Regions from separate parts of the Mus musculus genome. Here all the other regions are linked to region 1. The links are chromatin loops, found by intact Hi-C in ENCODE. Cell type or tissue: heart. All regions are shown on one strand.

Region 1 (4,000 bases):
ATGGGAGACAAAAACTAAGGAGCTATTATTCTACCGCTTTAAACCAAGGCCAGAAGTCTCAACAATAGAGAGGAGAGTGTCAACATGCTATAATGACATCAAGATATCAGCAAAAGTAAACTTTGTAATCTGACCTGACATTAAGGTTAATGGCTAAAATAGAGATAAACAGCAAACCCAGTGGGGATCATTAAAAATCTGCAGGAAAAGCTAACCATGGTGGCTCTGGGAAGACAGTCAGGAAGACCTTGAGTCTGAGGACAGCCTAGGATACATAGTGAGACCCTGCCTCAAAGAGAGGCAGGACAGACAGACAGAGAGGCAGGATTAGAATGAATGCAGAGTGAAAAGCTGTCTAAGAAGGCAATTTGGTTGACATGTAGAAAGGTCATAAACTCAACCCCAAGCAGTGCCAAGTAGGTAATACACTGAACAATCATAGTATGTTACTTTGCTTGGTATAGAGGAGAAAGCTATATGGATGCGATCTTCATTCTTTTAAAGTGAATGATATTTCTAAACTCAATGGTCCCTGTGAACTTGAAATCAAGGTTTAATCTACTTGAAAAAGTGAAGAGTCAGTCAACTATCGGAGCAGAAACCAAACGAGCCCAGTGCAGCTTCCCACATTTCAGGAGACACCAGAAAGCTTTCTAGATTTTTAAGTCACAAGGGAATGTGAAGCAGACTTAGATAAACTAGGAAGAGACCGCACTGCATAGATTCCCACTGTGTGGGTCACTTCACCTCTGTTTTCTGTATTAAAAAAAAAAAAAAGTATCATTTCTGACTGCCTCGCCTTCACGACTAAGTAAGATTATGAAAGCCGTAGAGCCTGGTATCTGAAACCACTGCTGATCCCCTACAGTGGAACTGACAGGGCTGGTTTTGTGTCTATAGGGATGGGGCTGCTAGGGAGTTAAGATGCTGAAAAGCGACTGTACCAGTACACTGACAACTTCCTACATGGTTGTTTCAATTTCTATTTTGAACACTTATCGTCTAAACCGTACCAATGGCTTTACATAGAATTCTCTAGTGTAAGACTCACAACACCCCTACAAAGTTGTGGTAACATCGAGGAAACTTGCCCAAGGTCAAATTCCTGTAACTAACAGTATCTTAGCCATGATACAGGGAGGCCGATCTTAATCAAGAAAGTCAAGTGAAGCCTGAGGAGGGAACCCAGACTGACGTGCAGACCGGCTCCTGACTCCTGGGGGATGCAGCTACGGGAGCATCCCGTCACCGTGAGCCCGCCTGCTCCGGGGAGCGCTCGGCCTGCCAAGGTAGCCGCGGCCGGCCCACCACATCCCAGCACACCGCCCTCCGCCGCCGCAGGGAACGAGATCGGGGTACTCCGAAGCCGGCTCACCGTTCAGGCCCACCGTGGCCACCAAAGGCCGGGCTGCGGCCTGGCCACTCAGGGACTCGCGGCACAGGAAGGGTCGCTTCACATCCAGAACAGGTGGCTCCGAGGCGGCGGGCACCGCGCCTTGCAGCAGAGGACGCAGCGCGCCCGCCACCCCGCGGGAAGTGGCCGATAGGACGGGCGCGAACGGGCCCGAGCGGGCGGCGACCGACAACATGGCGACAGCTGCTCAAACCACCTCGTCGGTCACAGGGACGACCTTTCGTTCGAACGACGGCCCGAAGAGGAGCGGGAGGCGCAGGGTTTGTGACGTCAGCGCGACGCCGGAAAGGGCGTTTCGCAAGGTTGAGCGAATCGGGAGGGACGCCGCGTTGGGGGCGTGGCTTCGGGCGCAGGTTGGGGCCCGGGCAGGAAAGGGCAGGGCCTGGAGACACTCTGGTGTCTGACTCGGTCGCCCTGCCCCAGGAAAACCGAAGTCGGGAGGGATTTCTTGTGGTCGTGATTGAGATCCTTCATTTAGGGCAAAACCTTAAATCGGGGACGACCGAGGCATGAGAAAAAAAAAAACAACAGGCTACTACTACTTCCTAACGCCTATCACCTAGAATAAATACCAACCGCTTTTTGTCTTTTGCCAAGACGATTTTGATCTTCTTACAACAAAAGAGCCAGAAACCTATATGCAAGGTTTGACAAAAACAAAACAAAACAAAACAAAACAAAACGGTGGCTTACGATTATTCATGATCTACTACGCTTTTGATTTGGTAGTTTCCTTCGTTGTTCATTTGTAATTATGATCTTGATGAAATAACACTATTGATACCAGCATTTTACCAGTGAAGGACCTGGTCCTTAGACCCTTTGCTCTGCATAGATTGCCAGGAAGCAGTGGAGTATTGTAGACCCCTGAGGGGTTTTTGTTTGTTTGTTTGTTTGTTTGTTTCTGAACAAGTGGGGTTTCCCAAGTGATGTTCAGCAGTACAAAAGGGAGGGACTCTTACTCTCCTTCACATAGTGAGAAAACTGCCAACTTTCTAACTTCTCTTTCAGTTCTGACTACACCACTAACAAAGTCTCTGTGAGGTGCTAATAAACGTTAATCCCTCTTACACTTGAAAATCTCCACTTTTCCAAGTAGAACAAACCTTGATTTCAAGTTCACACAGACAATTGAGTTTAGAGATGGCATTCACTTTCAAAGAATGAAGTTCTCATCCATACAACTTTCTCTATACCAAATACTTCGTTTATTCTTTTAGGGTTTAAAAAGAAAAAACAGTAAAAAAAAAAAACTAAGAATTTAAGCACTGCACACTCTGGCATGATTGTGATATGATGCTTGTATAATACATGGACTCTAGGACCTTGGCTGGTTTCTAAACCTTTGGAATTGTAAAACAATGTAGTTGTGTTGTTTTAAGACACTATGTTTGTTATAGCAGCAATGTAAAACAACACCCAGGAGATCCGGGCCCTCACAGAGGAATGATTGCAGGTGTCCTTAGCCAGGGAGGATACTTGCTGCCTAGTCTGGGTCCTTTCTTGTCACTGTCACTTCATTCAGTTATGTTCTGAACAGGGACAGGACCTGGGATAACCCCAGAGAAGCATGCACTCCATGTAGATCTCACCTAAGGAACCAGGAGTGAATATCCACCATGGCAGAGATCAATCTAACCTTTTCTCTCTCAGCTGAATCTCCAGATGGAAGTCTTCACCCCAAACTGCCCCTGCCTGTGGCTCTGTCTCATGATGGAACCAAATCCCCAGCTAGATGCCAACTGCTGCTGGTGGTGCCAGTGCTTGACAAGAGATGGACCATGGAGCTTTCCAGATGCATATGACACCATATACATCTGAGCTGGCCCTGGACAGACAGCCTCAGCTGAGAAACCACCCAACAAGGACGAGCCAGGGCCAGGCATAGGTCTGTTCGTCATCAGTTTTTGAGGATGTCAGAGGCCAGTTCTCCTACAAGAGCCAGGATGGCCCATTGCATCTTACTGAAACGTTTTCAAGCTTTGGGCTTCAGACCTCTGACTTGGGTTCAGTTCACCTGCTTTTCAAAACTAACAGAAACCTGCTAAGTTCCTTTCCTACTGTTGCTATCTTGGTTGTGCTGCTATCACTAAATTTCTAAGACTAGTTAGTTACTTATATGTGTTTGCATTTGTGTCCTCTACACACCATGGCACAAGTGTCCCATCCTGTACATTTGGAGGTCAGGGGACACCTTGTGGGAGTCGGTCCTCTCCTATCTCACAGGTCTTGAGGATAGACCTCAGATAGACCATCCACCTTTACCTGCTGAACCATCTCACCAGCCATTTTCTTTAAAATTTCTTGAGACTGGATAATTTTCAAAGAATCAAAAAAAAAAAAAAAGCTTCTTATAGATCTGGAAACTGGAAGTCCACGATGAAGGGACCACCAGTAGGGAGAGTTGGCTGACCAGTACAACTCCCTTCTTCAAAGAAGGTGTCCTATTGCTGTGTTCTCTGTAGGAAGGATACTGTGTCCATACATGGTAGAAGATGAAGCAACACAAGGGAACAGGTTCCCTCAGTCAACTCCTCAAACCCTGACCTCCTAGTGATGTTGCTTTGGGATTAAATATTAAGACAG
Region 2 (4,000 bases), 560 kb before region 1:
TAAAGCTGCTCACAGCCATGAACGTGTGCATCAGACCACATACTTTGTACCCCAGAGAACTTAGGGATGGTCCTCTAAGCATGGCAGGTGGGGATGGGAAGAACTGGAATCTCTCCTCCTTGCGCTATTTCAGGTAGCTTCGTGGACTTCGAGGGACTCAGTAAACCAAGTAAACAATTTCTACCCCACCCTGATTAAAATATTATTTAAAAGTAGATGAGTGAAAAGACTTGGGAGTTGATTAGCTTGGGACAATGCTTACAGCCAGTCATATAGACTATTTATAAGTCAGGGTTAAGTTGGGAAAAAAAGCCAATTGGAAAGGGATTAAATATATGTGTGTGTGTGTGTGTGTGTGTGTGTGTGTGTTTGTGTGTGTGTTCTCACTGGAGATGATCGAATCAGAAAAGCTAAGGAGAAACTACTGCTTATTTCTAAGACACCTCCTACCATCCTCCCTCCCTTTTTGTCCCTCTCTTGCTCTCCTTTCACTTCCCAGGCGCTGATACTTATTTCTAATCCCAGAGTATATTCCTTTCCCAAGTTAACTTTACACAGCACACTGCTAAACTCAGACTCTGTCCTTGCAAGTATTATATAAGGTGGTGATATTTAGAAAAATACACGCGCGCGCGCACACACACACACACACACACACACACACACACACATACACACACGCATCCTTTTCTGTGCTCAGGTTTGGGTGCTTTGACTAAGTTAAAGGTGCTTTTTTCCCAAGGATGCTTAGGGTGGCCCACTCAGTACTGTCTACAGGGGAGCTATTTGTACCGCCCAAGTCTGGGCATTGTATTTTATTAAAAGTTCCATTTTGGGGTATGTAGTGACTAAAACTTCTGTTCCAGCCTCAACTTGGCATCAACCGTATGTCTCAGTGGAAGCGGGCTTACTGCACACAGAACCACAGGAGCCCCACGTTTTCTTCTCTCAAAGTTGTTGTGGGAAAGAGTCCCTGCTGAAACTGCATCCCCAGTCCTCCAATCTCAGAGGAAATTCCCAGGCACCGAAGGTTCTCTCAAAAAGTATAATCAGCAGGTTGCTCTGACTGGATTAAATTAAATCTGACATGATAGGCTGCCTCTTGCACTGATAGAGTCTCAATTTTCTGGAAGAATGAAATTACATATCACTTTAGAAAACATATGAGCATTCTGCTCACATCAGTAAACAGAGGAACAGCATCTAAGTCATTTCTGAGTTACAGAAATACTTGATTCATAAATACGAATTTTATGGGGCAGCTAACTATTTGCCAGGCCTTGAGCTAAGTACTGTACACTCATTACCATGACTTAAAAAAAGAAAGTCTCAGTATTATTGCCCTGCCTTACAGACGGAACCATTTGGGCAGATAAAGTTATTGGCCTAATAGCAGACAACTTGTAAACAAGCCAGGAGGCTTACAGTTAGCAAGAAGGCAAGCCACTCACTGTCAAGTTCTTAGATGCTCTAGAGATGTAACTTGAAAAGCAGACACAGATAGGTCTAGAATTGTTGTCACCTGAAGAATTCCCCACCTCTTCTTGAACATAGAATGTTTAGTCTTATCTTAGTTCATTCCATATGCCTTCTCAATCTTCATGCTTAGGGGAAAATATCAACAGAATTCTAAAACACAGGGCTATGCATGTTTTAAATCTCAGAACTTGGGCACTTGAGGCAAGAAGACCAGGGGTTCAAGGCTATAAAAGACCCTGCCTCAAAAACAAAATCAAATAAATTCCAAGACTTAACTGGAAGCCTTCGGAAACACTGACAAGAAAAACATAATAAACAAATCAAGCATTGCCTGCAACGCTTAGGACTTTGTATGCACCTGGGAGATAAACTTCATACCCCTCCCACAAGATACAGCTCTGGAAGCATAGATTAACCAGTGATTCAGCATACATTACAATCTTACATAAAACTACTTCGGAATATGTGTAAGAGGCATTTATATTCCTATAATGAAACATTATTTTTGAGTATACAAATTCAATCTATATTCCTGGAATAATAACTTCATGGCTAGAAGGACAATAAAAGTTTAGAAATAACATGGAAGGTGGTGAGGGCAATAATTTTATACTTCAAGTACTTAACTACAGTAAACTACATATAAATTTGGTTAGACAGTCTTGGGTGAGCTGGTCCAATGAATAATCTAAGATATTTCTTAAAGAGCAATTTACTAGCCTCACAATTTCCTATTATCAAAAATAACTTTCCCTGCAAATCTGAATCTGATCCAAGAAGTGTGTCAATAGCCAGTTGTTCCAGCTTATTTATGATATAGGAACCGAGTGTGTAGGGGGAGTGGGCTTGCTGCACTGCACGGTCAAGCATGTTTAATCAAGTCCGTAAAAGTATTTACCACTAATGAAAGCATGGAATATATCCTGTGCCTGAGAATCTAGCACACTGGATACTGTACACAGTGTAAGCAGGTACTGTACTCGGCTTCCCCCCTGCTGGCAGACCCTAGTCACTAAAAGGATGAGCCTCTTTGACTGGGACTGTCTCTATCACACATCCCTAGTAAGTATCTCTAGGCTGGAAAGCACTCAAGATCCAACCCAGGGGAAAATTATAAACAGAAAAGAAATTTAAGAAAATTAATTCTTTCGCTACCCACCCCATTTCCCAAAGTCCTATATATGTGTACGGACTTTCTTAAGAGACCCCAGCAAAATACTGATCGTGCAGAAACAAACACACCTAGACCTAAGACTAGGTGAGATCTTCGACTGGTATTATCATGCAACCATAGGTATCCGAGTCCGGGTGGGTTCTAGTCTGGTCTGGGCCAAGGCACAACACGAGGGTGAAGACAGAAGGCATGGAGGAAGGAATGCAGGAGAGAAAGGAAGAGAGGGAGACCTCGGGGCCACACTTCTTTCTAGTAGCAACAAAAAGGAAAGCCGCATACTGACCTAAATCATCTCTCAAAGGCGCTTTATAAATTACAGGGACAAAGGGAGGGGGTGGCGGGTGGCCTGGGAACCCCACAGACACCCTACCCTCTGACCCGCCCCCTCCCCCTCCAGCACAAGGGAAGCAAGACAGAAAGCAGCTCAACTCGGCCACGGGCGTGAAGCCCTCATCAGGGTTTCAATTGCCCATCCATCCACCCCCCAAAAGAAACACACGTAAACACTATACCCACCCCGGGGGCGGCCACTCCCGCCCCGGGGCTCCTAGAAGCGGAGGCCGGGGATTTACTTAGTTAGATTTTTCTTGCTTACTCATTTCCCTCAAGCACCCAACCCCCCGTTCCCACTCCAAAACCCCGCTCCGTCGCCTACCCTCCGGCTCGGGCCCCCCGGGGATCCCGGGTCCCCGCGGCGGTGGCTCGGGCCCCCGCGCGGTCCAGGTCACTAACCTGCTGCTGTAAGGGCATTTCCGAAAGCAGCCTGGCTCCGGGGGAGGTGGGGGGCCGGCTGGAGAGGGGGCCCGAGGCCGAGTGGAGCGGCGGCGCCGGGCGAGGGCGGGCGCCGTGGGGGGGTGGGGACGGGAGAGGGAGGGTGGCGGTGCCGGGTGCGAGGGCGCCGGGACCGTCCCAGGCCTGGGAGCCGGCGAGCAGGAGGAAGTGGGTGCCCCCTCTCCCCCTCCAGCGCCCCCTCCCGCCGCCGCCTCCTCCCCAGTCACAGGCGCGTCCTCCGCGCACGTGTGCGAAACGTCACCGGCGGGTCCCGGAGAGAAGGGACAGATCCTGGCGGCGGGACGGGAACCCGGCTGCCCCCGCCCTCCGTCGCCGGGGGGGCGGGGAGGGGGACAGGGCGGGGAAGGAAGGGGCAAGGGGAGAGGCGGGTCAAGGGCAGGCCCGGGGCCCGGAGAGCAAGGCCCCAGCGCTCCGGCCACGCGGGCGCCGCCGCTGCCACCGCGGAGATGCGCCCAGGCCGGAGCACCCGCCCGCCGGCCCCTTGTCGCAGACAGCGCGAGCCCTGGCCCACCGGGGCTCTCAGCTCCACCTCCCCCACCGCGATACCCGTCCACC
Region 3 (4,000 bases), 690 kb before region 1:
TCATTATGTTAGCTTATCAACTAACTTCTGCTAAGTTATAACCTTATAACTTGTCCTGCACAGTTAAGAGATTAACATAAACATCTTGCCATTTATTATTACTACTCATTATTCACAAAAAGGGACTGGAGACTTTAAATACTTACCAGAATAATTACCTCCGGAGTAAATCATTTTCATTACATTCATTACATTTTATCAGTTCCCTCCTCTATCTATCTATCTATCTATCTATCTATCTATCTATCATCTCTATCTCTTTTGAGACAGCATCTCTCTATAAAACCTTAATTGCACAGTCACTCATTATATGGAATGAACTGGCCTCGAACTCACAGATCGACCTGCCTTTACCTCCAGATCTCTAGGATTAAAAGCATGCTCCACCATGCCCAACTAATTTCCTTCTCTTCTATAGAGAAGAATAACTAAAATAATAGTTGTTCTATCGAATAACAGAAGTCAATTAACACCAAACTCGTGCCCACATCTACCTCCTACTGCTGGGATTACGGTTGTGGCCCACTGCAGTAGGCTTATATTTCTGCTTCTGCAGAGACAATTCAGCCGAGGTAGTCAGGTTTCATTTAATAATTCCATAAGAATACATAAGAAGAAACCTTTATACTTTCTTTGTCAGTAATGCATAACTTTATATTTAAAAAGCAAAAAGAAAGGAATGATGTGAAAAATATGGAACAAAATCTTTATGTTTTCAAAGGGATGAAGATTTTTGTTGAAGGATGAGTGGTTTAGCAGTCTGTGTATTGGGACCCAGGGACTTCTGCATGCTAAGCAAGCACTGTACCACTAAGCTGCATCTCCTGACCCTAGGTTTGTTGTTGTTGTTTGTTTTCTTGCTTTTGTCTCCATAGTGAAAACTGAATGGGAAAATGTTAGCAATAATAAAACCAATGGACAAAGGAATAATAAATCCAGAAATTACAAAAAATTAAAAACAGATTTAGTTTATAACTTTAGCAATTATCGGTTGTACTATTGAATTTAAACCAATCAATAACTTTTCATGAGACACAATGTGTGTGAGTTTAATTCGCTCTTTAAAAAGTGCATATGAATTGTTTGTGCAGAGATTGCATGGACATAATAGCGACAGTCTTAAGACAGATAAGTCTATTTCTTAGGCGAATGGGACAAACGTAGATGTGAACTGTAGGGATTGGGCATTAAATGTGCTGTGATTTACATTGACTTTCCACAGCCTGTGACCAAAACCCAGCTCTAATTTCAAAACAAGGGGTGCACATAAGAATCGATGTTGGATACAGGGACTGTGAAGATTGATCCTGTATAAGAAATTACTTGACAGAATAAGGCTCCCCTGGCTGAAAACTATATGACAGTAATTTTTTGTTGTTGCTGTTGTTGTTGTTTGGTTTTTTGGTTTTTTTCAAGACAGGGTTTCTCTGTATAGCCCTGACTGTCCTGGAACTCACTTTGTAGACCAGGCTGGCCTCGAACTCAGAAATCCACCTGCCTCTTCCTCCCAAGTGCTGGGATTAAAGGTGTGTACCACCACCGCCCAGCACAACAGTAATTTTTAAGGAAGATTTTTTCCCCCCAAGAGTGGATGAACCCAACAAGAAAGAGTGATAGTGTGAACAAAGAGAAAACAGGAGGAATGCTGTAGCAACATCAAAAGAAAGGCTGCCTCTAGTGAATGAGTGCCTCAAAATATAGGGTAAGAGGGAGGAGCTGAAGCTCTTAAATGCTGCTAGACAGGGACATGAAATCACCTCCAGTCTGTGGAGGAATGCTGAAGGGCATCTTATAAAGTAGCCACTAGAGGTCAGAGTATTGAACTTCTGGCACCAGCTATTCGCTTGCTCTAGCAGGTCACATAAATGGCGTTGCTCTAAGTGTGTAAGTAAATTTCTCTTTTCAGACTCCTGAAACCTGGAACCCTTGCTAGAGCAATGAGAACACCACATTCCCTTGCCGTAGAGCAGGTAACTTACCTAGGCCCAGAATCCTCGGCTTTTGTCATAAGCAAGAATCTGATGCTAGCTCCACAAAAAAAGACAGTCAGACAGAAAGACAGACAGACAGAAAGACAGACAGGGAGGGAGGGAGGGAGGGAGGGAGGGAGGGAAGGAGGGAAGGAGGGAAGGAGGGAAGGAGGGAAGGAGGGAAGGAGGGAAGGAGGGAAGGAGGGAAGGAGGGAAGGAGGGAAGGAGGGAAGGAGGGAAGGAGGGAAGGAGGGAAGGAGGGAAGGAGGGAAGGAGGGAGGGAGGGAGGGAAGGAGTAGCTAAGAAGTTCTGATCCTCCTGCCTTCACTTCTCAAGGCCTGAACCTCAACATATTAAAATTCTTATTGTTAGATATTCTCCCAATGATTTAAAATAATAACTCACATTTATTGTATAATACTCTCATGGTTTATAAGTATCAGCAGGAGACATGATGTTTTCTCTGTCCTTAGAAGGACATGACAATACAGAATAAATTTGGTTTTGTGAGGAACACAGCTTAGTGTTAGGACTCTCACATGCCTAAGGCCGCAGGTTGAACACCCACTGCTGTAAACACTGATAGTAATGACAGATCTGTTATTCACATGAATTGAGTTATGTAATCTTTACTACATGTACTCGGTATACTAAGGACTATTCTAAATGCTCGGGGGAATGAAACGCAGCAATGTCTCTACCTCCTTATTCAGTCCAGCCAAGGCTACATAGTAAGATCTAAATAAAGAATGAATGAAAAACAGAGAGAGAGAGAGGGAGAGAGAGAGAGAGAGAGAGAGAGAGAGAGAGAGAGAGAGAGAGAGAGAGAGAGAGAAAGAGAATATTATTGTTTTCTTTCTGTCTTTCTTCTCTTTCATTTGATAGAGTGCTGTGTAGCCCTGGGTGGCCTATAATTTGCTATGTAGACCAGGCTGGCATCATACTCACAGAGATATAACTCTCACTGCCTCTGCCTTGCTAGTGCTAAATCCTTAGTCCCAGCAATCCAGAGGCAAAGGTAGGTGGATCTTGTGAGTTCAAGGCAAGCTTGGTCTATACTGTGAGTTCAAAGCCGTTCAGGAAGAAGAGTGAAATTTCCATGAGCAGAAATGAGGGGGAGGGGAGACTGCAGGTAGAGCAAATATGGGAGGAAAAAGGAAAGATGAAGAATCATCTTCCCCATACCCCCAACACAATTGGTGAGTTATTTTATACTAAGTGCTCAGAGGTATACATTTAAGAAATCTCATAAAGCTAATCACCTTCCTACCAAATATTAAAGACATTCAAATTGAGGATAATAGAAAATCCTTGGTCTCCTTAAATTGTATGACTTGAGATACATCTAGATGTATTTTAACCTATGACCTCCACACAGGTATGACAAGCAGCCATGAATGAACACACGTGCATACACACACACACACACACACACACACACACACACACACACATACTTATATAATTTTTAATTATTGTTTGAGAATTTCATTCGTACATGAATATTTTGTGTTTTGAAAAAATCCAATCCCCCACTCCCTCCACACACCCTCCCCCATTCCCTCTCCCATTCCCTCCCCATTCCCTCCCCCACTCCCTCCCACACACCCTCCCCCACTCCCTCCACACTCTCCCCCACTCCCTCCCACACACCCTCCCCCACTCCCTCCACACACCCTCCCCCACTCCCTACCACACACCCTCCCCCACTCCCTCCCACACACCCTCCCCCACTCCCTACCACACACCCTCCCCCACTCCCTACCACACACTCTCAATACTACTTCTCTCTCCCAATATTTTTATATTTAATTTTCTCAATTTTTTTATCCGGGACCTATTTCAAACTTCTTTATTTTCTTTTTGAAACAGGGTCTCTCTATAGTCCTGACTGTCCTACAACTTGCCAAGTTGACCAGGCTGGCCTTGAACTCACCGAGATTGGCCTGCGTCTGCCTCCCAGTGCCCACAGGTTAAAGACACTCACCACCAAACCCAGCTCATTTCACACTTCTGAAAATTTTCCCAAA
Region 4 (4,000 bases), 440 kb after region 1:
AGAGAACCCCCTCAGACATTCTAAAATTTATTGATCACAGGAAAGTAGATGTGATTAATAGGAAATACTAAAAAGAAATTAATTTTATTTTAGGGTATTTTTAAAAATAGTAAACACTGTAAAAAGTCCAATTTATTCAGACTTATTTACAACAGCCTAGGCTTCTAAATACACCATAACCTTAGAGCTATTTATTTTATAAAATACAATATGATATAATAATATAGTCAGGCCAAAGCTTAGCATACTACTGCAAGAGAGAGGGAAAAAACCAATAATTATAATAATAATAACTTAGAAATTAAAAAGAAAGAAAGGTGCTGCATTTGCCACGGTGTGGTTTACTTTTTAAATTAAACACATTCACTTTTACACAATGAATGAGTTTTTCCTAGCCATTTGCTAAAAGGGGGAGAATTTAATGATTTTATTCTTCACTAGATTGGCTATTCTGAATAGCCATTTAAGATTAAATATATACATTTCCTGTGCCGCATGCTAATTCTACTTTGAAAGTGTTTACCTTAAAGAAATAATAAACTCATTTTCCTTTATTTTTTTTTATTGAATTTAATACACCTTTTAAGCAGGTTAGCCTCCTAGCAGGTTATAGTCTATGAAAAGCCATGTAAACAAAAGGTATTGTGATTATTATATGTAGGGCACATCTTAGATAATGAGTTTCAAATTTATAACCAATATTGTGTGAAAAATGATTGTCATTCAGCCTGTATATGTATAGTCAAAGAAAGAACAGTTTGCTAGGCAATATTTGCATAACCACGATCCCCCACCCCAAATGAACTTCTTTAACTATGAGAGAAAAAATAGGAGGTAAGGAAAACAAGGTTCACCCTCAGCCCAAAAGAAGAAAAAAGAAAAGTTTATACTGAAAGTAGATCCTATTTATGGATTACAGTAAGCCTTTTCACTCCAGAATCCAAATATCTTTATATTTTCATTTATTTCTATCTAAAGGCATGATTTTTGACAGCTTAAGGCTATTTCTATAAGAAATAACTCATTTCATAACACTTTTATTAAAATGTGCAGATGAAGTTTTTTTTTTAATCTCTCATAAAAAGAGCCAACATTTTTCAAGAAGTTACTTTTAGTTCCCCAAGAGACCCTTGCTTCGTATAATGATCGTATTTTGTCCTTTTTGAGGTGAATCCACAGGCACTGTAAACCTGTCAATTACCTGGTAGCAGAAACCAAGTCAAGGGATGGAACCTCCGGAGGTTAAGAAAGGGACCTAGATCCAGTTTACTTAGAACACACAGTGGGACCTGATTTGCCCTTCCGTAAGCTCTCCTTTGAAGAGTCGAATTAAAGAAGTTCTCTCCAGTAACCAAATCTATTAAATATATAGAGATCACCCAGCCACTCTGAAATTCTCTTTTAATAGATATATGCAAAATGTTTAAAGTTTACCCTCTCTCCATAGTTTTAATTTAGCAGTAACCAAAGATGCGCATCCACAGGATGAAATCGAAAGTCATCTGTGAAGTCTAAATTCTCTAAGCTACATGTGTAAATTTAATTTTGCCAAAATTGTGTTTTTATACAATTCCACTGAGACATTTTGACTGTCCCGCAATACACAATCCACACAATGGTAGGTTATTAGAACAACGTGGTTTGGCAGCTCGAGAAAATTAAAAAGTTTTGCCGTTAGCTTTTGTGTCCCTGAGTAAAAACGCTTGGAGAATGTGTGTAGTGCCATGACTTGTACCAACCTCAGCGGGACAGGATGCTGAAATAAGCCCTGCTTCTTAATATTAAACGGATAGAAATCAGGGCCCGTGCGTTTTATGAAGAGCTGTTAAGTGGTGGCAGCTCCTTCTTTGGCTGGCGTTTGGCAGGGCTACGAGCCTGTCACCGAGTCCCCAGGCGGAGAGGAATCCGTGCGGACCGAGTGAGGGCTCTGCAGTCTCCGGGAACAGCTGAAGCCAGACTAACGCAGAGCCAGTCTCCTGCGCCTACAGCTGACTCGGCACTGGCTTTTCTTCTTTTGCTGTAGTTGAAACTGAACCGCTTGCACTGCTGAGAAAATGCCATGAAAATATAACCCGCCGCATTCCAGGAAAATAAATAAGCAAGGCCACCCAAATTTTCAATTAGTGCCGCAGCCGCATGCAGGAAATGGCATGCGATCCGTCCAAGGCGCCCTAGGCCGTGGAGGGGCAGTGGGGACAGGAGAGGGTGGGAGGCTGTGACAGTGCCTTTCACCCTAGCCCACACTTCTTGGCTTGCTGGGAAGAAGCGCTGAACTTCCTATATCCTAGCATAAACTAGGGCCAGCCAGGCCTGTGTGAGTCGCCCGAAACGGAAACAGAGCAACGTTCCCGGGCAGTTGATAAAAATTGTAAAAGAGCTTTTGATTTCAGGTGTCAGACTTTAAATCTGGTTGTTTCTTCCCGCCTGGCTACTGCTTACCCAAATGCTGCAGGCAGCCTGGGAGGCCACTGTTTTTAGACTGCAGGGTGCAGGACTGTTGCTGCGCTCAGGGTCTGCCAGACTTCTGCAGTCAGCAGGGGATGGAATGGTATCTGACATCCCTGCGAAAATGAGAAGTCAGCTTTGGAAACTCCTTTCCTTGGTGGCATTTGTCTGAAGTGTTCAAATCTCTGCTTTGAAGGCCTGGATTCTTCCCAGGCCCTCCAGGGTTTTGCTTCTGTATCCGGCCCTGCTTTCTGTTTCACTTCACCACCCTTTGCAATTTTCCAGCTCACCGTGCTGAAGTTGGTCAGGAGAGGATGGCTTTTCAGTGGCGTGGTGCTCCTTCCTCCACAAGACAGCTATTTTATTTTATTTTTTTTGAATGAATCCTACCAGTTATGTGGGGATAATGGTTTTAAAACCTATAACTAGACTAACGAACGTTTTTTGATCTTCATCCTTAGGGAATTGATAAACAAAAAGCAAATCGACACCGTCTGGCATTTTTTGCTGTTTTTGTTTTTTCCTTTAAATCAAGAAATGAACTAATTGAGTCCCACTTGCGGTTAAGGAAAATCTGCTAGGAATCTCATACCCGTTATTGTGTGGGGCAGACAAGAAGCACCCAGAATAAGCCCTACTTCAGCTGAGCGTCAAGTATGACATTCACGTTGTACATTGTACTCGTGTGACTTTCGATGCTGTGAATCTGTGGTAATAGCGGGAAAGCCTTTAAAATGGTATGTGTCTCCTCACGCAGACTGCATGAGAACAAACCCTCCCTGTGCATTTCTTCTTAACTGGCTTCTTTTAGTTCATAACATTTTCTTGGCAAATCAACTGCTTTGTTGGGTCAGAAGGGCGACCATTTCCTTTTTGCAGTAAAATTCAGAATTTCATCTTTGTACAACGCAGCAGCGCTTCCTCTCATTGAATTCTAGTGGTTTTTAAGTTGGTTCTTTACAAAATAAGGAAGGGGGCGTGGAGCCTTCCCCATTTACATAGTTTCATTTCCAAACATGCGTGCCTTTAGATGTAGCAGGTTGTAGAGTCTGGAGCCACCGGCAGACCAAGATTAGTATCCTGCAGTGAGCCAGGAGCTCGGCCACTAAGCTCTGTGAGACAGTCTGCCAGGGGCAGCCTCCTTAGCCTTGGCTCTCTGGCCTGCCTCCCTCACTGCCTCTCTTTATGTGTCCTGTTGTCTCCGTGTCCTTCACTGTCACATTACATCATCGAAACGATTTCTAGGAAGTTATCTAACAAATAAGCACCAGGTGTACACTTTATCCATAGGATTTAACTTATTTATCCAGCAAATGGCTCTAAGCACCATGCTCGGTGAGCTCTCAGAAATATAGAAACTACACTAGCACATCTCATATGAATAACAACACCACACACACACACACACACACACACACACACACACACACTCAACTCCAAGTAACCATGAGGCAAAAGTTTGGTCTCCATGTCAGAGCTGGAAGAGACCTTGATACCTGTAAACCAAATCTTTGATTATACATGAGAAAGTTAAGGCTGAGAGTAACAAGTTGAT
Region 5 (4,000 bases), 110 kb after region 1:
CTTTCTAGGAGTTGGGGATAGAAGCTGACCATGGGATTTCCCTACTAGAGTCCCTTAACTATGCTGATTCTAAGCAGCAGGCATAATTGCATAATGACACTATGGTACAGAGGGGAGGGGGTAGGTTTCCCATGTGATTAGGAGGAAGAGGATGAGAGGGTGATAGTGCAGGACCAGTCCTGTAAAGAGGAGGAGCAGAAGTAGACCAGAATCTCATCCCCCAGGGAGGAAACAATGCAAGTGCACACTGAGGGAGGGAAGGGAAGGTGGGGGGAGTGCCTTGTATTGCCCAGGACACGAGTGTACAGGGAGAGCAACCATACTAGACAGAGTCAAGCTCTTCCCAAATATTTATTAGCACTCTAAATTTTTAAATACTTTTCTTCACATTTTTTGTTTACTATTTATTTTTATTTATCTATTAGGGTGTGTGTGTGTGTGCACTCATAACTATGGTCAGAGGACAACTTACAAAACTTGGTTCTCTCTTTCCACTGTGTGGTTGTCAGGGACAAAATTCAGGTCATCTGGCTTGGCAGTGAGTAACTTTCCCAGCTAGGCCAGCTCAACAGCAGTTCTTTTTTTCTGGCTGGCTTGCTTGTTTGTTTGTTTGTTTGTTTTTAGAACCTCCCCACTGGTTTCTCAGCCAAGATCCCCATTAATTATTTTGGCATATGTTTAGTCTATGTTATGCTAGCTTCTGCCCCAGAAGACATATGACTAAGTAGTGAATAAGACAGAAAGACCTCTTTCAGGAAGTTATTAGCTTATGAGATAGGTCAATATTAAGCAATTAAGTATAATTTCTGATCCTAAGTGTATGAAAAAAATATGACACAGTAATGTCATAGGTACCTGGAGTATATCTTATAAACTGGATGCTTTAGTTGAGAGAAGAATCTATGGGGAGATGACCTTTGTACTAAGACCTCAAAAAAGCTATGCAAAGAATTGGGCGTTGAGATGTCAGTAACACAGGACCCTGTGTAAGATCAAGCCTAGGATGTCTAAGAAAAAACAGAGCAGCCCCTGGGGCTGATTCCAGGAAGGGGGAGGGTGATCTAAGGCCAGCAGAATTGGGCTTGAAACATGGCATTATCTTCATTCAACAAGTACTGGCATCTACTGGGTGTAGGGCGTTGTCAAGAATACAAAATGGAAATGAGAAACCTTTAGTTCAGTGGTTCTCAATCTTCCTAATGCTGTGACTCTTTAATATGGCTACTCATAACTTGGTGACCCCCAACCATAAAATTATTTTCATAACTGTAATTATTTTCATAACTGTAATTTTGCTACTGTTTTAAATAGTAATGTTAAGTATCTGTGTTTTCTGAGGGTCTTGGGTTACCCAAGTGAAAGGGATGTTCAAACCCCCAGGTCTTAGTGCCTATAAAGGAAATTAAAATTTTACCAAGGATAAGCCAGGCACGGTGGTGCACACCTTTAATCCCAGGTGCACACCTTTAATCCCAGCACTCGGGAGGCAGAGGCAGGTGGATTTCTGAGTTCGAGGCCAGCCTGGTCTACAAAGTGAGTTCCAGGACAGCCAGGGCCAGGGCTACACAGATGTCTCGGGGAAAAAAAAATTACCAAGGATGATAGATGGCCCACATGCTAGAATGCATGCACACGCTAGACAAAACCGCAGTGCAGGTACGTGGGGGCTTTCTGGGGGTAGTCATTGCAACACACTGCCCTGAAAAAGACCATTTAGAGACAGTTGGGTTCCTCTCCTCGACCAGGGTCACGTCTCTGCAGAGGTGAGTCACCTAGCCCACCTTTCCCAGAGCATGCTCCTTCTCGGTCTGAGTTGGGTGGGGCAGGGCCCACAGGAATCCCCCGCCTTGTTGGCTCAGAAAACCCAGACAGGGGAGCCCCTCTAACAGGGGAGTCAAGGCCTGAGACACTGCCCGTAACTGGCACCAGGGAGCCCCAGGGGAAACCGCCTTTAGGGACTTGGGGACCCCCCTACCGCTGCGCCTGCCTCCGTCCACCCCACCCCCCACCCGGCGCGCGTGCGCAAACTGCAGGGTTGTAGGCTGGGGCTCATGCGCGAGCACGAGCGCGTGCGCGCTGGGCGTCCGGCCGCGGGGGCGAGGGCCGCTGTCCCCGACGTCCGCACGGCCGGACAGTAATGCCGCGTCCCGGGTGGAGCGCGCAGCGAGCGCCGCCCTGGCGCCGCCTCCCGCTGCCCCGCCCGCCTGCCCGCCCGGCTGCGCGCCCGGTCTCCTCCCGCGAGCGCGGAGCGGCGAGCCCGGCGCGGCCATGGGGAGTGGGATGAGCCAGGTAACGTCCGGTCCCGGCCGCACCCTCTTTTCTGCAGCCTCCGCAGCCCTGACCCGCACAGCGTGCCCCTTTGAGAGCGGGGGACCCATGCTGGAGCTGGTCTGTCTCCCTCCCCTGAGACCGGGCCCCTTGACGTCTGCCACCCACAGCATTGGTGAACCGGGCCAGATGGGCGGCTTCTGTAATTTCCTCTTTTCCCCAGATTTGTGTGCGCGTGCACAGATAAGCCACTCTGGTGGGGGAAGTTCACGGAAACCCTAGAACTGACATGGCTTTCGGTGTCTGGAGCTGGTTGACCCTGGGTTGTGGGGCTTCCTTAGGGCAACCTGTTGGCTGGCTGTTGTGGCCGCAAGGCCTTCTAGAAACTCTTTCTTTGCCCCTGTGGTGGCCCAAACCTTCTGGGCCGGTTTTCTCACCCCTACCCCCTAGATTGAGGATGATCTGGCGGTGACAGTCCTCCGGGTTCTATTTGTGTCAGTCTCAAGGTTAAGGAACTTGCTGGTTCAAAGAGAAATCTTACTAAGGCTCTGGATGCCCAGGACTAAGACAAGTACTTCTACAAGTATTTTAAATGGTCCTGGGTTTGGTTAGCTTCTGGTGTTACCCCCCATCTTGTCTCCACTTACTTTATCCATCATGTTTATAGGTTCTAACGGTGTGGCTCGCTTTCTCCCCTTCTTTCTTCACCCTTTCACATTTGTCTCTGCTTTGTGGCGAGGGGCTCTGCAGTGGTTTAGTTACTTCCATGGGAATGATTATTGAGGCAGAGATCCAAGACCGAGGAGGGAACGAACATGTCTTTGATGGAAGCCTGCATGCTCCTTGCACAGTCTCCATGTTTTTGTGCGTTGTGACTTTTGTGTGTTGGTGACTAGGATTTTATTATTTTATTATTATTATTATATTATTATTATTATTATTATTATTTTCGCCAGTGATCAAATTTGAAACAAACTCCCTCTCATGAATATATGCTTGTATTATGTTCCCATTAGCACAGGGATCAGTCATCGCTCTGAGCTTTCTGCTTTTAAAATTAGACCGGTTGAAGATGTCCGCCTGGGGCTGACAGACTCTGCTTGCTTTCCCTTGACATTTCTAGTTGGCGCCACTGTTTACTGTCCCTTTCTGCATTTGGTTTCTAGTATTTTATATTCTAATTGAAAGAATGGGTTTAGGTATACAAGTGATTGATTGCCTAAGGGATATTCTTTTCATACTTCTCAGCGAAGGTGGCAGTATTCATATCCACATTGTGCTATTTACTTCTTATAGTAGATTCCTTGACTATTTTATTATCATAACCAGCTTGTACAGACACAGTTTCTAGTGTAGAGATGGAAAACTATACGGACAGAGAAATGTAGATGTTCAGTGGTTCAATACTTACAGTCTGTACTGAATATATGTTAGGTGTAGTGCTTTTGGGAACAGAGGGAGGAAAGCCAGCAGAAAGGACCAAGAAGTCTGTTACAGACCTCCTCAATGTAGGACACTGCTTGTTCAGTACAAATATAATGTGAACCAGATACATCATTTACATTTTCCTAGTGAAATTTCTTTGAAGAGTTAGAACAGATGATCACCATGTAAAGAATATTATTAAACTGAGAATATTTAAAGTATTTTAACACGCAACCAATAAATAAATTATTTATGCAATACCTTTTTTTTTTTTCCCTGTGGAGTCTTAAATTCTCATTAGGTACTT
Region 6 (4,000 bases), 450 kb before region 1:
TTCATTACCAGTTTCTGCTCTTGCTGAAACAAAACACCTGGCAGACATAACTTAAGAATGTGAAGGTTCAATTCAGCTCATCATGAAGACAGAACAATCCACCCTCATCTCAGCAGGGAATGCGTGGTGACTAGAGCCCACTTCTCACCTACGCACTTCCTCCAACAAGGCCCTACCTCCTGAGGGTCCCATAGCCTCCCCAGATAACATCACCATCTGTGGCTCAGGTATCTAGATACGTGATCCTTCGGAGACATTGTCTGTTCCAACCTCCGCAGGCACAATACTTCATACCATTTTTTTCATATTTCATTTGCTTGTATTTTGTTGAGGACTTTTGCACCTATGTTCAGGACATGTCTCTGAGTTTTTTGATGTGTTTCCCCTCCCCATGATGATATTGTTTGACATCGTGGTGGTATTAGATTAATACTAAACTCAGAATGAATTTGGGAAGGAGCTCCTTCATTTTTGGAGCGGTGGGGAGCTTTATAAAGCACATAACCATTCGTTAATCAACATTTTCAACTTTGAAGTCAACTGGACTTGTGATTTTTTTTTATAAAGGCTTTTGATATAACAAATTCAGAGTCTTCTTGTATGTTACATGTCTACTCAAATTGTCTATTTCTTCATGAGTCAGCACTGGCAGTTTATTTCCTAGGAATCTAATTTTTTCATCTAAGTTGCATGATTTTTTCATATATTATGATTCTTTTCATTGCTATGAAGATGGTAGTAGCTCTCTTTTTCAATGTCTAATTCTATTTACTTAATTCCTCACCCTTTTTTTGGTCAGTTTAGCTTAAGATTTCTTGATACATTCAAGGAATAAGTTGTTGGTTTTATTTATTTTCTCAAATCATTGTGTGTACACTGTAAACATGTATGAATATATATGTGTGTGTGTGTGTGTGTGTGTGTGTGTGAGGGAGAGGGGGGGAGAGAAGGGGAGGAGGGAGGGGGAGGGGGAGAGAAGGGGGGAAGGGGAAGGGGGAGGGGAGGGGGAGGGGGAAGAGGGGGGGAAGGGGAGAGGGAGAGGGGAGAGTGGGAAGGGGGAGAGGGAAAGGGGGAGAGGGGAGAGGGGAGATGGGGAGGGAGAGGGAGAGGATCATGTCCATGAGTGCACATGTGAAGGCCAGAGGACCAGCTCAGGGATCAATCTTTACCTTCTGCCTTGTTTGAGACAGTCTCCTGCTCATACTCCCGGTGAGCTAGAATTCTCCTGTCCTTGTTACTCATCTCCCCTTAGGAACACTGAGATCAGAGACCTGTTCTCCTGTGTCCAGCATGATGTAGGTTCTGAAGATTTGAACTAAGGTCCTCATGTTTTGCAAGCACTTTACCCATTAAGCCATCTCTCCAGCCCAATTTTCTCTACTATTTCCATACCCTCTGTGTCATTACTTTCTTCCCCAGTCTTTATTAGTTCCTTCCATCTGCTTGTTTTAGATTTTAGGTTTGCTCTTCTTATTCTAGTATGTTAAATTAGAAGGTTAGATTCTTGTTGTACCATCTTTTTCTCTTAATATACACATTTCTAGAAACACCTTTTAATCTTAAGTTCCAACTTAGCAGCATTCCCAAGTTATAGCATGATGCGTCTTCAATTTTATTCATCTCAAATCTAATATACCATTTAATTCTTCTTTGTCTTAGCATATATTTTTTTCTCTCATGGAGCATCTTTTTGGCACCATGTTTACTTAACTGTTGGCAAACACAGAGCCACCGAGGTTTTCTTCAGAGTTTCAGAAGTGCATGCACTCATATTTCACAGTTAGATCTGTGGTCCATATCCCAAAAAATGTGAGGCGTGAGCTTAGTTGCATTCAAATTTTCTAAATGTAATTTAAAATTTTATTAATTATATGTTTGCAGTACCCGAGGAGACCAGGAGAGGGCATCAAATACCTAGGAGTTGGAGTTAAAGGAGGTTGTGAGCCACTAGATGCAGGTGCTGGTAAGAGAAATGCAGTCCTCTGCAAGAGCACTTCCTGCTCTTAACTGCCAGGTCATCTTCACAGCCTGTAGATCAGTGGTTCTCACCCACCCAGTGCTGCAACCCTTAATACAGCTCCTCATGTTGTGGTGACCCCCTAGTCATAAAATTATTTCATCACTACTTCATAAGTGTTATTTTGTTACTGTTAGGAATCATAATGTAAATATCTAATATGCAGGGTATCGGATGTGTGACCCTTGTGAAAACGTCATTGGACCCCCTAGGTTGAGAACCACTGATCTAGATACTTCTTTTTCTTTTGCACACAGCTACCTGTTCCTCTGTTTCAGCAATGTTTCTTGGAAAGGCTAGTCCTACTCTGTCAAATTGCCTTTGCTCTCTACACTTGTTTGTTACAATTTTTGTTACCTTTTAGGAATTCTTCTGGAACTCATATACATTTCAACTTAGCACCAGCCCTAGGTTCATGTGAACTTCATCCTAGGGACCTGTAGGAGCACTGCTCTGCTCTGTCCTGCTCTGCTGTGCCCCACTCCACCCCACCCTTCCCCCCATTTCCTCCCCCCCTCCTCCACCACTGCCCTGCTCAGCTCCGCCCCGCTCCTCCCTACTCTATCCTGCACTCCTATGCTCTGCACTTCTCTGCCCTGCTCTCTGTGCACCTCCACCTGCATTTTCTTCCTTTTTACTATTTTTTTTTTGTTTACACATTCTACTTATAAAGGCTTCAAACAAAACAGCACATTCTTACTTTTCATACTACTGTATCTTTAAAAAAAGATGAGAAATGCCAGGCATGGAGGCATCAACTTTTAATCCCAGCACTTGGGAGGCAGATCTCTGAATCCAAGGCTAGCCTGCTCTACAAAGCAAGCTTTAGGACAGCCAGGGCAACTTAGAGAAACCCTGTCTCAAAAAAAAAGAAAAAAAAGAAAAAAAAAGAAAAGAAAAAGAAAAAGAAAGAAAGAAAGAAAGAAGAAAAAAACCCCCCAAACCTCATCCAATCAACAATAACCACCAAAAAAGAAAAAAGAAAAAGAAAATAAAGGAAAGGGGAAAGAAAGTAAGGGAGAAGAAAGAGCAAGCTGAGACATTGGATGGACAGTTGGGACTAGAATGATAGATCACTGGCTTTCTTTGGTCCTTTAAGTATGTGTTGGAGCTACACTGATGGCTTTGTATTTCAAGAAAGAACTTCGATTTAATCTGATTTGTGCATGTGTTTTCTGTGGTTCACTTGTGTGTTGTGAACCAACCACCACAGTCTTTTACAGTTTTTTTTTTTTTTTTTGAATTATGTGAATGTGTGTGCCTAGAAGTGCCGATGCCCACGGAAGTCAGAGATATCTGGTCCCTGGGGGTGGAGTGATAGGTGATTGGTTGTGAGATGCCTGACTTGGGTCATAGGCTCTCACCTTAGTCCCTCCGCAACAGCAGTAAGCCTTGAACCACTGAGCCATCTCCTCATCTTTCCTTACCAACACATTCTTTATGTGCCCTGCACAGAGCCTTTTCCACTCTCAATATCCTGAAAGAATCATAATATAAAACATAATATATATCCCAGATTCATCTCTCAAGGTCTTTGATAGCACCTCTACCTTCCCACATATGCCCTCCCAGCTCCGCAGCCTGTGTATTCTGGACACAACAGTCTATGTGTATCTCCTAAAATATAAGCCAGCTATTACTGCTGTTCTGCTCAAAGCTTACAGGGCAGGCTGGGGATCTAGCATAGCGGCAGGGCTCCTGCCTAGAGTGCCCCCAATCCTGGGTTCAATCCCCCACTGCTGTAACAAAGCAAAGCAGCTCCCATCTCCAGGGATCATGCCTACAGAGGCCGCTGAGCTCCGGACTTTAGAACCTGGCTGGTCCTGCACACAACCAACCCACCTGGAATTTCTAGTTTCTGCAACACCCCACACATTCTCCAATCTTGAGATTTTGACTTTTTTGGTATCGCTGGTGGGGCCTTCTCTTACCCTTTCTCTTAGCAGAGTCCTCCACTGGGTTTTCATGTTTCCTCATTGCTGC
Region 7 (4,000 bases), 270 kb before region 1:
TTTCAGAGCAGTGATGGGGGACAAAATTTGATTAATTGGATATGAAATATTTATAACCCTGCTGCATGTGCCTATCAGAGAAGAGCTTTACAGCTCTTCTCATTAATACAGGCTGGTGACTCATGTCTCCACTTTTACAGCCATTCAGAATTAAAATCCAATTAATCTAATATCCCTGTGAATGTTATTAAATTATTGGAAAAACTGCATTCAGGACTTAGGGTGCAGGGAGAGAACTGGCCTTGTGGATTCCCATATATTCCTGGCAAAACGCACACAGTCAGAGGGACTGTCAGCCCCTCTTTGTTTGGGTGTTCCTCTCCAGGTTTGGGGCCCATGTCTATGAAGCCCAGGGTTGTGAATCAGGGGGCCTCAGCTGCCAGTGCTGCGGGCGACAAAGTTAAAAATTCAGCACCTACAACTGCACAACACTGGATTCTAAAATATTTGCAAAATGCAAGATTGCAGTTGAGCAGAAGGAAGGTTTGTAGTGTTTTAAGCAGCTCTGAAGAGATGTTCTTTAATGTGGATCAAGGACTGTCCCATGGGCTAAGGATGGAGATCGGCCTGGGTTCAATGAGTGAGGAAGACAAGGATTCAATCCCAGCACCACATAAAACCTAGAATGTTAGCACACTTGGGAGCTGACGGAGGGAAGATCAACTTCAATAGCATCTGTGGCTACGTCCCAAAATTGAGTCCAGCCTGGGCTGCAAGAGACCCTGTTTCAAAAAACCAACCAAACCAAAAGAATAGGAACTGATTTGGAAATTCCCAGGTTCTGTAAGGTTTTAGAAGGCTGCAGTCGTAGGATTGTCCAATTTAGATGCCCAGTAACAGAGTTAGAAGAAGCAGTCTATGGTGTGGAGGGGAGAGGTAGAGGAAAGTGGCCGAGAATCCTGTGTCTGGAAAAGGAGCCAGTGCCATCATCGCTTTGTTCTTGTTTCGTTTTGTGTTTTTGCAAAAAACCAGCTACCCAACTAGGAGCCTTGTGTAGACAGCAATGCACTCCACTACTGACAATGCTCTCTGCCTGCCCGCATGATCAACGGATTTTTATTACATTGGCTATTTTGTTCATCTAAGGGTCCATGGGAGCATTTGAATTGTTTGTGTTTTGGGAGGCAATGAAGATGGGGCACCCGTCATGAGCAGTGCCCTGAAATTATTCACCAGACTGATATGGTCATAGTTTGGCTCACTATTTGGAAATTAGCACCTCAGACCACGTCATGACTGGCTGAAGGGTTTTAGAAACTGTGGCTTTCACTGCTCTTGTACCAACACAGACTGAGTTCCTCCTATCTGCCCAGTGCTGTGGCAGGCTCAGGGGGCCATAGGACCACTAGTTATGTGTCTGATAGCTCTTTCCTAGTGATCTTTCAATTTTAGATGGGTTCACTTCTGATATGTTGACTTTATGGTGGTGAGCAATTAATAATTATTTGGTAGAACCTGCTCTTTGCACTCTGGTCTTTTCCTGGGTTAGAGATGTGCAACACAATACTCTCTCAAGACACTGGATGGCAGTAGTGAGCCGCAGCGCCCACTAAACTCAGCCATGAAGGAAACAGCTCATTATGTGTGTGGCTACCTCCAGATGCATGGTGGTAAAAGGTACTAAACACATTGGACATTTAATAAAGTAATTAATAATTGTGTGTACGTGTTCATATGCTCAGACACGCATATGGAGGTCAGAGGATAACTTGTGCACTTCCTCCATGTGTGTCATGGGGATTGAACTCAGGTCTGCAGAGTCGCTGGGCTTCAAGCCTCTTTGTCTGCTGAGGCATCTTGTGGGTCCTTAATGTATTTTAAATAAAAAATATGCAATATTTTCATTTCCCCCAGTGTTATGTCAGGGAGTGTCTCTGTTTGTAAACAAATATTTCCCCAAAGATATGATGATGTCTTTGAGAAGTTTTGGGGTGGGGAAAGGCTTTGCTGTGTGAGCCAAGCAGGGAGACACAGTTGTCACGTAGGGCTTCCTGTCTTGAAGGCTTGCTGGGACTGTGCTCCTGTGTGGGATTGGACTTCCTCCCCTGGTTGCTACAGCTCTGTCTGCAAAAGTCTGACACAAGTGCTATACTGCACCTAATCTTCTGTGAGGACCCAGGACTTAGCGTGATGCTCTGAGAGTTTCCCAAGTAATGTGTCTCAGTACATCTTTCCTTTTGATTACTGAGCATTTTCTCAAGTTCCTTAGTTTGGATTTTCATTGACTGATTGGACATTTGTGGTATTTTCTGATCTGAGTAGCTGTGAATATAGCTGCTGTAAACATGTATGGAGATGTTTTTGTAAAAGCCTGTTTTCATTTCTGGAAGGTAGGTATCTAGAAGTATCACTGGGTTGTATGGCAAATGTATTTTCCTGGTGTCATTCTGTTACTGTGATAGAACATCCCAACTCGAGCAACTGTGGGGGGAGTTTATTTTGGCTCCAGGTTATAGTACATCATTGTAGGGGAAGTCAGACGGCAGGCCCTTGAAATGTCTAGTCACATTGAATCTGCGATCAAGAGCACAGAGAGAATTGTAGGCTTAGATTTTTCAAAACCTTTTTTTTTTGAGTTTTCATTTAACTTTATATATTTTTTTAATTAGGTATTTTCCTCATTTACATTTTCAATGCTATCCCAAAGGTCCCCCATACCCACCCCCCCAATCCCCTACCCACCCACTCCCCCTTTTTGGCCCTGGCGTTCCCCTGTACTGGGGCATATAAAGTTTGCAAGTCCAATGGGCCTCTCTTTGCAGTGATGGCCGACTAGGCCATCTTTTGATACATATGCAGCTAAAGACAAGAGCTCCCGGGTACTGGTTAGTTCATATTGTTGTTCCACCTATAGGGTTGCAGTTCCCTTTAGCTCCTTGGGTAATTTCTCTAGCTCCTCCATTAGGGGCCGTGTGACCCATCCAATAGCTGACTGTGATCATCCACTTCTGTGTTTGCTAGGCCCCGGCATAGTCTCACAAGAGAGAGCTATATCTGGGTCCTTTCAGCGAAATCTTGCTAGTGTACGCAATGGTGTCAGCATTTGGAAGCTGATTATGAGATGGATCCCTGCATATGGCAATCACTAGATGGTCCATCCTTTCGTCACAGCTCCAAATTTTGTCTCTGTAACTCCTTCTATGGGTGTTTTGTTCCCATTTCTAAGAAAGGGTAAAGTGTCCACACTTTGGTCTTCATTCTTCTTGAATTTCATGCGTTTGGCAAGTTGTATCTTATATCTTGGGTATCCTAAGTTTCTGGGCTAATATCCACTTATCAGTGAGTACATATTGTGAGAGTTCCTTTGTGATTGGGTTACTTCACTCAGGATGATACCCTCCAGGTCCATCCATTTGCCTAGGAATTTCATAAATTCATTTTTTAATAGCTGAGTAGTATTCCATTGTGTAAATGTACCACATTTTCTGTATCCATTCCTCTGTTGAGGGGCATCTGGGTTCTTTCCAGCTTCTGGCTATTATAAACAAGGCTGCTATGAACATAGTGGAGCATGTGTTCTTCTTACCGGTTGGGACATCTTCTGGATATATGCCCAGGAGAGGTATTGCGGGATCCTCCGGTAGTACTATGTCCAATTTTCTGAGGAACCGCCAGACTGATTTCCAGAGTGGTTGTACAAGCTTGCAATCCCACCAACAATGGAGGAGTGTTCCCCTTTCTCCACATCCTCGCCAGCATCTGCTGTCGCCTGAGTTTTTGATCTTTGCCATTCTGACTGGAGTGAAGTGGAATCTCAGTGTTGTTTTGATTTGCATTTCCCTGATGATTAAGGATGTTGAACATTTTTTCAGGTGCTTCTCTGCCATTCGGTATTCCTCAGGTGAGAATTCTTTGTTCAGCTCTGAGCCCCATTTTTTAATGGGGTTATTTGATTTTCTGGAGTCCAGCTTCTTGAGTTCTTTGTATATATTGGATATTAGTCCCCTATCCGATTTGGGATAGGTAAAGATCCTTTCCCAATCTGTTGGTGGCCTTTTTG

What was found. A loop is a pair of places that touch in the nucleus more often than their neighbours do. Peaks named below come from ENCODE experiments on the same cell type or tissue, not always from the same donor. Only the 100,000 strongest peaks of a DNase experiment are listed, where the experiment ranks them.
Region 2: a loop joins it to region 1, with 2.4 times the contacts of the local background. A loop is called at or near these places in 2 of 42 quality-filtered maps.
Region 3: a loop joins it to region 1, with 3 times the contacts of the local background. A loop is called at or near these places in 4 of 42 quality-filtered maps.
Region 4: a loop joins it to region 1, with 4 times the contacts of the local background. A loop is called at or near these places in 12 of 42 quality-filtered maps.
Region 5: it touches region 1 in a loop (2.8-fold over the local background); 5 of 42 quality-filtered maps call a loop at or near these places.
Region 6: a loop joins it to region 1, with 4 times the contacts of the local background. A loop is called at or near these places in 15 of 42 quality-filtered maps.
Region 7: a loop joins it to region 1, with 5 times the contacts of the local background. A loop is called at or near these places in 18 of 42 quality-filtered maps.

The regions. Positions count from the first base shown.
Region 1 is chr13:30,543,659-30,547,658 of GRCm38, forward strand. Uqcrfs1 (ubiquinol-cytochrome c reductase, Rieske iron-sulfur polypeptide 1) reads right to left here and starts at 1,658. Exons shown (of 2, transcript NM_025710.2): 1 at 1,376-1,658. The coding sequence starts at 1,589. In heart, a CTCF peak has its summit at 1,530; a DNase peak (open chromatin) is centred at 1,713; H3K4me3 peaks cover 2,304 bases; H3K27ac peaks cover 1,566 bases.
Region 2 is chr13:29,980,743-29,984,742 of GRCm38, forward strand. All of the region lies in intron 1 of E2f3 (E2F transcription factor 3), which reads right to left. Among named protein-coding and RNA genes, the nearest start is that of E2f3, 3.3 kb to the right of the region's middle. In heart, CTCF peaks have their summits at 2,476 and 3,631; a DNase peak (open chromatin) is centred at 3,729; H3K4me3 peaks cover 2,235 bases; H3K27ac peaks cover 1,432 bases.
Region 3 is chr13:29,855,788-29,859,787 of GRCm38, forward strand. No RefSeq gene overlaps it. Among named protein-coding and RNA genes, the nearest start is that of Cdkal1, 2.1 kb to the left of the region's middle. In heart, a CTCF peak has its summit at 1,796 (motif pointing right); no DNase peak of the experiment used is centred here; H3K4me3 peaks cover 536 bases; H3K27ac peaks cover 152 bases.
Region 4 is chr13:30,983,699-30,987,698 of GRCm38, forward strand. No RefSeq gene overlaps it. Among named protein-coding and RNA genes, the nearest start is that of Exoc2, 12 kb to the left of the region's middle. In heart, no CTCF peak of the experiment used is centred here; DNase peaks (open chromatin) are centred at 2,063, 2,143, 2,593 and 2,683; H3K4me3 peaks cover 1,376 bases; H3K27ac peaks cover 890 bases; H3K27me3 peaks cover 611 bases.
Region 5 is chr13:30,657,858-30,661,857 of GRCm38, forward strand. It overlaps Dusp22 (dual specificity phosphatase 22), which reads left to right and starts at 2,202. Exons shown (of 7, transcript NM_001037955.4): 1 at 2,202-2,289. The coding sequence starts at 2,269. Gm35158 (a long non-coding RNA gene) reads right to left here and starts at 2,186. Exons shown (of 3, transcript XR_382157.3): 1 at 1,594-2,186. In heart, a CTCF peak has its summit at 2,137; DNase peaks (open chromatin) are centred at 2,124 and 2,444; H3K4me3 peaks cover 1,644 bases; H3K27ac peaks cover 1,421 bases.
Region 6 is chr13:30,091,333-30,095,332 of GRCm38, forward strand. No RefSeq gene overlaps it. Among named protein-coding and RNA genes, the nearest start is that of Mboat1, 43 kb to the right of the region's middle. In heart, a CTCF peak has its summit at 1,896 (motif pointing right); no DNase peak of the experiment used is centred here.
Region 7 is chr13:30,270,942-30,274,941 of GRCm38, forward strand. No RefSeq gene overlaps it. Among named protein-coding and RNA genes, the nearest start is that of Gm40863, 38 kb to the left of the region's middle. In heart, a CTCF peak has its summit at 1,514 (motif pointing right); no DNase peak of the experiment used is centred here.